2 separate regions of the Homo sapiens genome follow, and region 1 is linked to region 2. A link is an interaction called in ENCODE POLR2A ChIA-PET data of the cell type or tissue named here. Cell type or tissue: MCF 10A. All regions are shown on one strand. Links, peaks and the distances in the headings refer to the core of each region. The heading gives the core; the rest is flanking DNA. Region 1 overlaps TRA2B (transformer 2 beta homolog). Region 2 overlaps IGF2BP2 (insulin like growth factor 2 mRNA binding protein 2).

The links. ChIA-PET counts read pairs that join two places held together with the same protein. Peaks named below come from ENCODE experiments on the same cell type or tissue, not always from the same donor. Only the 100,000 strongest peaks of a DNase experiment are listed, where the experiment ranks them.
Region 1: POLR2A ChIA-PET joins it to region 2 with 17 read pairs; 16 of 35 experiments call an interaction of 5 or more read pairs at or near these places.

Annotation. Positions count from the first base shown.
Region 1 is chr3:185,930,697-185,935,095 of GRCh38, forward strand. The region is part of intron 1 of TRA2B (transformer 2 beta homolog); the gene reads right to left. Among named protein-coding and RNA genes, the nearest start is that of TRA2B, 5.1 kb to the right of the region's middle. In MCF 10A, for the core only: no CTCF peak of the experiment used is centred there; no DNase peak of the experiment used is centred there.
Region 2 is chr3:185,811,371-185,815,769 of GRCh38, forward strand. The region is part of intron 2 of IGF2BP2 (insulin like growth factor 2 mRNA binding protein 2); the gene reads right to left. Among named protein-coding and RNA genes, the nearest start is that of IGF2BP2, 11 kb to the right of the region's middle. In MCF 10A, for the core only: no CTCF peak of the experiment used is centred there; a DNase peak (open chromatin) is centred at 2,421.

The DNA.
Region 1 (4,399 bases), core at 202-4,201, 120 kb after region 2:
AGAAAAGAAGGGACAGCTTTTGGGTTGAATTTCTCAATAAGTGCAAGGGATACCAGGTAACCAGAATAAAGCTACTTTGTAACCGTTACCTCTAACATTACAATAGCTAAATGTTGATAGCAAAAAAGGAGAAATAGGAATGAAAGCATCTGCCATTACTGCAATTTGTATTAGCTATCCTGTTCACTTGTGTGACCCACCTCTTCTAAGGGGAAGCTACGGTATTTTATCAGTAATCCTAGTCAATCAGCTGAAATAGGCATTAAACAGAAACAGAATTTGAAAAACCATCCCTGTGTATTTAGCAAATATGCATCTTAAATTTAGGGCCCAAATGCTCACAGATTTCCACTAGTGCCATATGGAAAAAACTAACACACTAATGCCAAAGGGAACTATTTTGTTCAATGCTTTGTTTGGATTTTGGGGGTTTGGTTCCATAACCATCCTGGTGACATTCCTTTGAAAATGGTTTAACAGAAAATATTCTACTATACATTGCTCAGTACTGAAGGAAAGGGGACAGTGCAATCTAAGAGTCCAGGGAGGTGGCAAAGACCACCAGTTCCAACCCTGGAGGTATTCGCTCATGCCCCAGGACCAGCAACATTAGACAGGTAAAGTTTATCTAGAGAGGACAACATGAAGCCCACTGTTACCCATGCTGGAGAGCTCACTGCTGCCTGGTGCTTGACTACTAAATATTTTTTAAAAATTGCATTTCAATCATTTAACTAAGCAGTTAAAATCAGAATTACCTAATTTAAACGTTTCCCCTGGAAGGCACTTCTTTACCCTGTATATATTTTCCTCTATTAAACAAATAATGCATGCATGTTTAGCAAAATATACAGGGACACATAAACAGACTAGTAATTACTTAGCGTAGTGCTTTCTGATTCCAGATTACTTCTTATCTTAACTTCATTTTTATTTCTTTTCTTCATTCTTCCGTTTCAAATTCTGACTTCTTTCATCTTCCCCACTTCACACAAATTGCTCAATATTCTACAAGTGGGACTTCTGGTCTGATAATTAGCATGCATTCTTTCTTTTATTTTTTCAAATTTCAGCTTCACTTATTCCTGAGCTTCAAATACTCATTTATAAAACTTGTCAAATGACGACTTCCGCATTTTCCTTCTTCAACATTAACCTTAATAGAAAAAGAACAGGATGAAGAATATTTTAAAACTCCAGGATAAAATCCAGTGCCAAAACTGAAACTAGAAAAAAAAAATCCCTTTGTTGATTTGGATTAAAAAAAAAAAAAAAGAAACTAGAATATGCAGCTCAAAAAACTGAAAACTACATAGTTTTCTGCTGGTTCTAGAATATATGGTAATCTCATTTCTCTACTCCAAATAGACTTATCATGCTTAAGTTGAATGTGAAGTGCGCCACTGAACATTTACTGTTCATTTAACATTTTAAGAACTATTAGTTACATTTCACACTTCTTATTATATTCAATAGAAAATAGGTTAAGTGTCAAAAGCACACCTCTAGTCAAAAAGTGACACATTAATACATAAGTGCATGAAAGGAAAGCACGGACAATTCATTTGTACAATGACAAACGCTCAGGGTTGAAGAGGTTTACAGTATTGTGACTTGTCTAGATAGGATAAAGAAACGTATTTAGCGTCACACATTTTTGTACTGTATTTAAAGAGCTCTGCAGAAAGACGGTGTCAGGGAACCTGACAATTTGGAGCTTAAGTGTAACCCACCCCCTGGAAAAGCTGCTCTAGTGAGATTTTATAGTATGAATCATAAAAAGACAAAATCAAGTCAACCACCTACAATATGCCAGTAGCTATGAAGGAAAGCAGAACAAACTTGAATCCAACACTGGTATTTTCAAAGAGTTTTGTTGTACATTTTCCCCCTCAATTTAGAAAATATTAAGTCTTCTGGATGTCCAAAGGAGAAATACTACTTTAAAAGGTGGCACTATTTAAATTACAGCTCACCTCCTCAAATAATTAAAAAGATTGAATTTAGTTGATCTGTAAATGTCTGTTGAACATACTAAACAAAATAAAATACTGCCTACATAAAACATGCTAGTTTTTCTTGTTATCCTACATTTCACTTTGATGATCTTTCATTTTATTGTCAATTACTTCCTCTCCTGGTTTTTCCTCCTGAAAAAAATGTAAGGCTTTGTTTAAAAAAATTGCAAGTCTTTATACCTATCTGGGCATAAAGACAACCATCGTTAATCTGGCAAGTGCTGTGATGTCTTTCCTAACAAAAGGATAATTTCCAGTCTAGTTTTAGAGTCAATTATTGTTTATTTAATCCGAAAATTTTTAAATATGTTTTTATTTAAGGGAGTTACAGTAATTGGCTTTCTTTAAATCTCCATCACTAAAATGCAATGGGAAATGTTTTCTGGCAGCACAAATGTAATCATGGAATCAGAATGCCCAAGCAGGTTTCCTTAGGGCCTCCTAAAACTTCGATACAGACAGGGCACTTAGATGCAGAAGATACAAGAATAGAGGCCATAGCTCTAGCTATCACAACTGTTTTCAATGTGGATACCTTCCTGCTGTTACTTCATTACCCCTTCCTAACCTGGTTCCTTCTCTTATAGTCTAAGAACAAAACCATTACTAAATTATTATAAATATTAGATTTAATTCAACTCAGCTAAGTTCAAGTGGCTACTTTATAAAACCAGAAGATCAACTCTTGGGCTAATGTTATGTACATTTAGTTAAGAGACCCTAGTTAGAAATAAACAGAAACTTGTCCTATCAACACAATTTTTGTTAAAATGTTTCTAGGGGATACAACTAGAATCCATTTAACATTAAACATGCACAAACTCATTAAGTTGACTGACAAGGCAATATTTTAAAAATTGGGAGGGACAGGGGCAAAGAAAACCTCATTAATCCTGTTATGGAAAGGTCAATGCTCATATCAATATAATAAGGACTATATTTTTTTCTGGCAGCCAAACTGTCTACCAGAAGAGTAAATGGATAAGTAAATCCTCAAAAACTGGAGAATAGTGTCTGGAAAAAAACATCATCTGAAATTAGTTGTAGGCCTGTGCTTATAAAAACTCTCTTGTAAATATAGCACAGACTGTTAAATTTACATTCATAAAACAGTCAGTACTCCCCAACAAAAGCAAATATAAATATCTTTTGACTTTTCAGAAGACTACCTTTTAACCTAATTTCTAACCACAAAAATTAGAGAAAAAGGGGCCCCTTATCCAAACTGTCAGGTAACAATCTATGTTGATAACATCAATCTCAATGTAACCTCCAAAACCCAATTCAAAGCAAAGATTTTGGGGGAATTTCAAGACTGTAATTTGCTACAGTGAAGAACTTCTTTTGGTTTGCAGTTTAAAAACAAGACTAAGTGATTTCAATATCTAATTCTACATAGCCCACACCCCCAATACTAACCTGGGTCAAAACACTTAAAATTCCTAAACATCAGTCACCATGCCTTGTTAAAAAAACAGTCGCATATGTAAAAACACTGATCAACATAAAATGCTAAGGCTCAAGAAATATACACAGCTGTAGCTCTGCCCTTGTCCTGGGCAAAATAGCTATGAAAGCATTAATATTTACCACCTACGTTCGGATTTTATTGTAGAGAAAGGAGGAAAAAACGCTATGTAAGGCAAATCCCATTAACACTTCCCCCACCACCTGAATTCCTTTTCAACCTTTTGGCAAAACCAGTAGTACTTACCTTATAAAATCACCTGTAATGTCAGCTTGAAAATGTCACGTTCTAGTTCCAGACAATATCCACAATATTAAAGCATTCTTGTTTAAAACCAAGAAAAAAATATTTCAACCGGGTTTCAAGAGACTGATAAACCTAACCAGACTCACAATACAAAACAATTTCCTCCTATTTGACAATTCAATCCTTTTTTAAAGGAAATTTGGTGAGATGGCTGCAATTCTTTAGAAAGAAGTAGATTCAGAGATGTTTCAGTTTTGAAAATTAGAATTTAGAGTTTAGGAGCTAAAACCAAGGAATATAAAAAGACATCCCAAGATTCAGCAGAAGATGAGAAAAACTGCAGAATTTGAAAAGCAGTTTGATGGGTTGGTGTCCAGATGCTGCTATTCATCTCTAATGATAAAGATTACGTGCCTATGTTGCAATCACATCGGCTTTACAAAAATAATAGCCAGTATTCTATCAGAGTATCTGCTGGGTCAAAACATTTTCTTTAACATCTGGTCCATACATCAGTGTCTCCTTAGTTTCTGGATTCCTTTAGTAAAGACTCACTCGTAGAAACTCATTACAATATTGAGAGGCTCAGAACATTACACTGCGTGCAAGACCAACATACAAATCTCACACAACCTATACGCTGTGACCATTATTGGGCTCTAAAGAT
Region 2 (4,399 bases), core at 86-4,085:
CAGTGTCTTCAACAATGTTTTATAGAAGATACAGATTTTCATGTGGCAGAGACTGCAAACTGGCAACCCGTGGGCCAGATTCAACCCACAGCTGTCTTTTTTTGACCTTCAGTGTCCATAAAAAATTTTGAATTGTTGCCAATATTTAAAACTTCAGATATTTAACATAAGAACTCTGACTTCCACCTCCTCTTGAAAAATCAGATTTGGGAACACTGGCCCTACATTTCCAAATGGCAGCAGTTGGCTGGAGCTAACTAATAGCTGTCCCTCCTGCACTATCCAGAACACCCTTGCCACCACTTACATCATCTACCCCTGTAAACATACGGTGATCTCTTACAAAAATCTTACTACAAAAGTTGTGTGCAAAATACGAAACCATGGGTCTCTGAAGGCCAGTCTGTGGGAGGCTACAGTGATGGAGCACATGGCAGGGGACGGTGCTCAGAGTAGGGTGTCTCTCTCTCTCTCTCTCTCTCTCTCTCTCTCTCTCTCTCTCTCTCTCCCCCTCTCCCTGCCTGGGCATCAGAACCTCTCAGGGGATCTTTAACAACACGTAGCTAAATTCCAAGGACTTTCAGGACTTTCCAAGAGTCCTTGGCCATAGGGGAAGAAATCACTGAGAAAACAGTATTTTTACTGTTTTAAAGTAATATCCTGTTTTTGAACAAAAATCATGTATGTAGGACTGATACTGAGGGGGTGTGTATTAAAGTATCATGGCTTGTGACCTAGCACATTTGTTCGTTCTAACCAACTGAAAATGTTTTGAAGATCACTCCTGTGTTCGTGGAGCCCCACCTTACACAACAGATAAGAGGAGGGCTGCTCTGCCTCAAGAAGGATTAGCAAGCCAACCCTGCTTCCACCTCCTGAAGCAAAAACTTGTTTTCGATGAATGAATGGGTCCCGTGTCACCATGCCCATCACTCTTCAAAGGCAGTTGACTCTAATGGCTCTGCCAAGAGCCAGAGCGCAATCACTGGCCAAGGAGCTCCCTGGAAAGTTCCTGAAGGGCACGCATTCTATGTTGTTGACTATAGAAAAATCCATAGATTTAGTAGTCTGGCATGCAGCTGGCAAAGCAGATACTTGTTACCAAAATGAAAGTGACAGGAAATAGAGGGCTATTCCATGGAAAGCAGATGTAGGAGTAACAAGGGCAGGGTCTAAACTTTCCTCAAGAAAGGGCTTTGGGTCAAATCAAGGAATGAACTGAAGACTCAGAATTACACACTTTACACACTGTAGGGTGGGTGCTTACAAACTGTGTTTTAAAGCAGCAAACCCCTTTTCTAAACCAAATCTTAGACTCAACTCCAATTCTGTATATAAAACAGCAACAAATGCAGTTGTCTTCGTATTGGGCAGTGGGTAAGAAGCCAGGATTCCCATGTACGTACATCCATTCGTCCTTCCCATAAATTTGGCATCTCCTTGGAATCCTAAGGCTCTATGGAACAGTGTTTAATAAAAACTGCCATAGAGAATAAAAGATACAATGTTGGCCTAGAAATTTATAAGGCAGGTATTAACACCGTGACCACAATCGATACTTGTGAACTAAAGCCACTGATCAATTTCAATATCTAAATCATTTTCTTGAAACCATTATTGAAATAGACACAACATACCATTAATATGCAAATCAGTGAACAAAGAGCTAACTCTTCCCTGGCAACACTCTCGTGATGTAGAAATAATTATATTAGAACCAATCACCTGTTCCTGGGCCCTTTGTAACTCTTAAAATGCCTTTTCGACTTACCTACTTTACAAATCTAAATCTCTGTCTTCTTTAATTCAAATAATTGAGTAACCAGTACCTTTGTCATCTCAAATATTTTAAGAAGAAAAATATATAAACATTTTAAAAAATAATAAACAGCCAAAAATTTTAAATATTAAGCAACTAGTATCTTGTTCTCTATTCCTTAAAAGGGAGAATCAATTCCACATTTTTCAATATCTGAGCTTAAAATTTGGTTTCTCAGATCCTTGATTTCATCATCTTTAGTGGTGGCACAACTCAGGGAGTTTTACAAGGCTTAGTTTACAAATTCAGTGTCCATGACTTGAAGACATCACTATCAGCTCGAAAAGAAAGGGGTAAACAGTAGTACAGCTGGATCCAGGAGACAGGCCAGATTATTTATGTATCCACAACATTATTTTCTATCCGTCAATGGTTGAAAAACAAAAAATAAAGATGTTTTCCCTTTCCAAAGAATAAATACAACTGCACTTCAGGGGAAAAAAGTAACCCAAATTTTCAACCACTTACAAAAGCCTACAACGTTAGACCCCTACAACCATCGAAGCTCATGTGTCTGCTGCACATTCCAAGTAAGTGTATGCCACAGAACCCATACATTCCAACACATTGAGCAAGCACACACATGCCTCCCCAGCTTCCCCAACCCTCGGCCAACCAGGGGGCAATGGGGCTGCAGGCAGGCCTACACACCAGGCACCACACTGCCAGCCCTTTCCAGCCATCCCCAAGGAAATGCAAAGGAGAAGGAGAATGAGAGAGGAAGTGGCCGGTGTGAGGCCTTAGAGAAAGAAATGCAAAACCTTTTTTGGGGCAGGGCAACCACATACTCAGAGTTTTTAAGTGTCAAAGAAAAGAATATGTTGTGTGAGACTCCCAGTCCTGCTGTCACCGTTGGAATCACTTACTATCTTCCACACACTATCAGTGAGGACCAGTCTTTGCCACGTGCTCTGGAAGTATAGAAAGAAAATGCAGAAGATGTACACATGGTTTAGTCACCTACACTTCTATGGTCTCCTCCTTTCTCCTCTCCTCCCTCCCTTTCCCTCCTCCCTTCCTTCTTTCTTAATAATTTAAGAGGCTCAACTGCATTTTTTCAGTGTTAAACTGCTTTTATCATCTACCTCTGACTCTCTTAAATAAAGGGGCACAAAACATTGTACTTCAAAACCTTATTCATACAATGATAAAGAAAAACATCCACTGAAATTTCGAAGTATGCATTGTTAAAAATCACAAGGATCAGTAGGGACCAAAGTAAAAGGTCTCCATGTAATCCAAAAATACTATATAGCCTATCCTCACATGAGCTTTTTCAAAAACACCCTCTATTTAATGAATTGGTATGAGGTTAACCTGTCCAAAGAATCACCACTCGATTTTTTGTTTCATTTTTCAAAGAGAAAGAAAAGATATAGTAATAAAAATGTCTTTCCTGGTAATTTTTAAAGCTCTATTAGAGGTTCTTGACTGAGGAAAGTAATTATTTTATCTCATAAATTATATAAAATTATGTTCTTGTCAAAAAGCATGGCGTCTATCTAGAAGAAAACCTCTTATATATCTCATTTCATTGGTGGTTTAACTGTATCTTAAGTCCTATGTTACTAAACCAAAAAAGTAACAAAATGCATGAGATAAAAGTAACAAATGCATAAGATACTTAAGTATTGTATCAAAAAGTGCTTTCACTGACTTTTTCACGTGTCAAAGAGGTTTAAAATGTTCTGTTAATAAGGTGAACCATTTTCTAAAAAGCAATTTACAAAAATTCCATTATTTTCCTTCTCTAAGACACAGATATTTTTAAAAATACATATAAAAATGAAAGCATGCCAATCTTTGTGCAACATTCTGTATCCTAAACAAAAAAACCTCAAGTTTTTTTTCAGGATTTGAAAAAATATATATATCTGGGTCAAAGGCATGGAACAGGCCCTCCTCCCACACTGCATACATGTATGTTTTTTACACTTAACTGTCAACCACAATGATTTTTAAAAAAACCTCTTTCTCTTTATATAATTATAAATGCTTCTACTATAGGACTACTTCAAGGAAGTTCTTTCAAATTATGACTAACACTTTTAATTCTTTTCAATTATATTAAATTAAAAATATACTGAACTTGAGTTCCTAATCTTTCTCAGCATAGGTTTTATATATGGAAATTTTCTCTTATTCTAAGTTAGGAATAATATACAAAGTTACTTTATAGCCTGTATACATATTATCACAACTTTCTACTTCATTGCTAAGGTTCTGTTGCAGTATTCAAATGAGATGGACAACAAGCCACTGCCTTCTGAAGTTCTGGTCAGGAGCAAGGAGTTATTTTAGAGTCTGAAGCTTTAGAGCCCTTTGTGTAAGAAGGATAAAGACGGATCTCTTCAGGCTGTGGGGAGGATAAAACAGGAAGCCTAGTCCAGTGCCTAGCACGTAGCAGCCACCCAGTATTAGTTAACTCTCTTCCTCTCCCCCATCTCCTGAGTCAGAATTCCACGGAAAATGCCATATCCCACTCTGGACTGTACTAACTCAAAGAAATGCATGGGGAGTTGGAAATAACCTTCTTTCACCTATTTTTTTTTCCTTGATAATTCCTCTCTCCCTCCCACC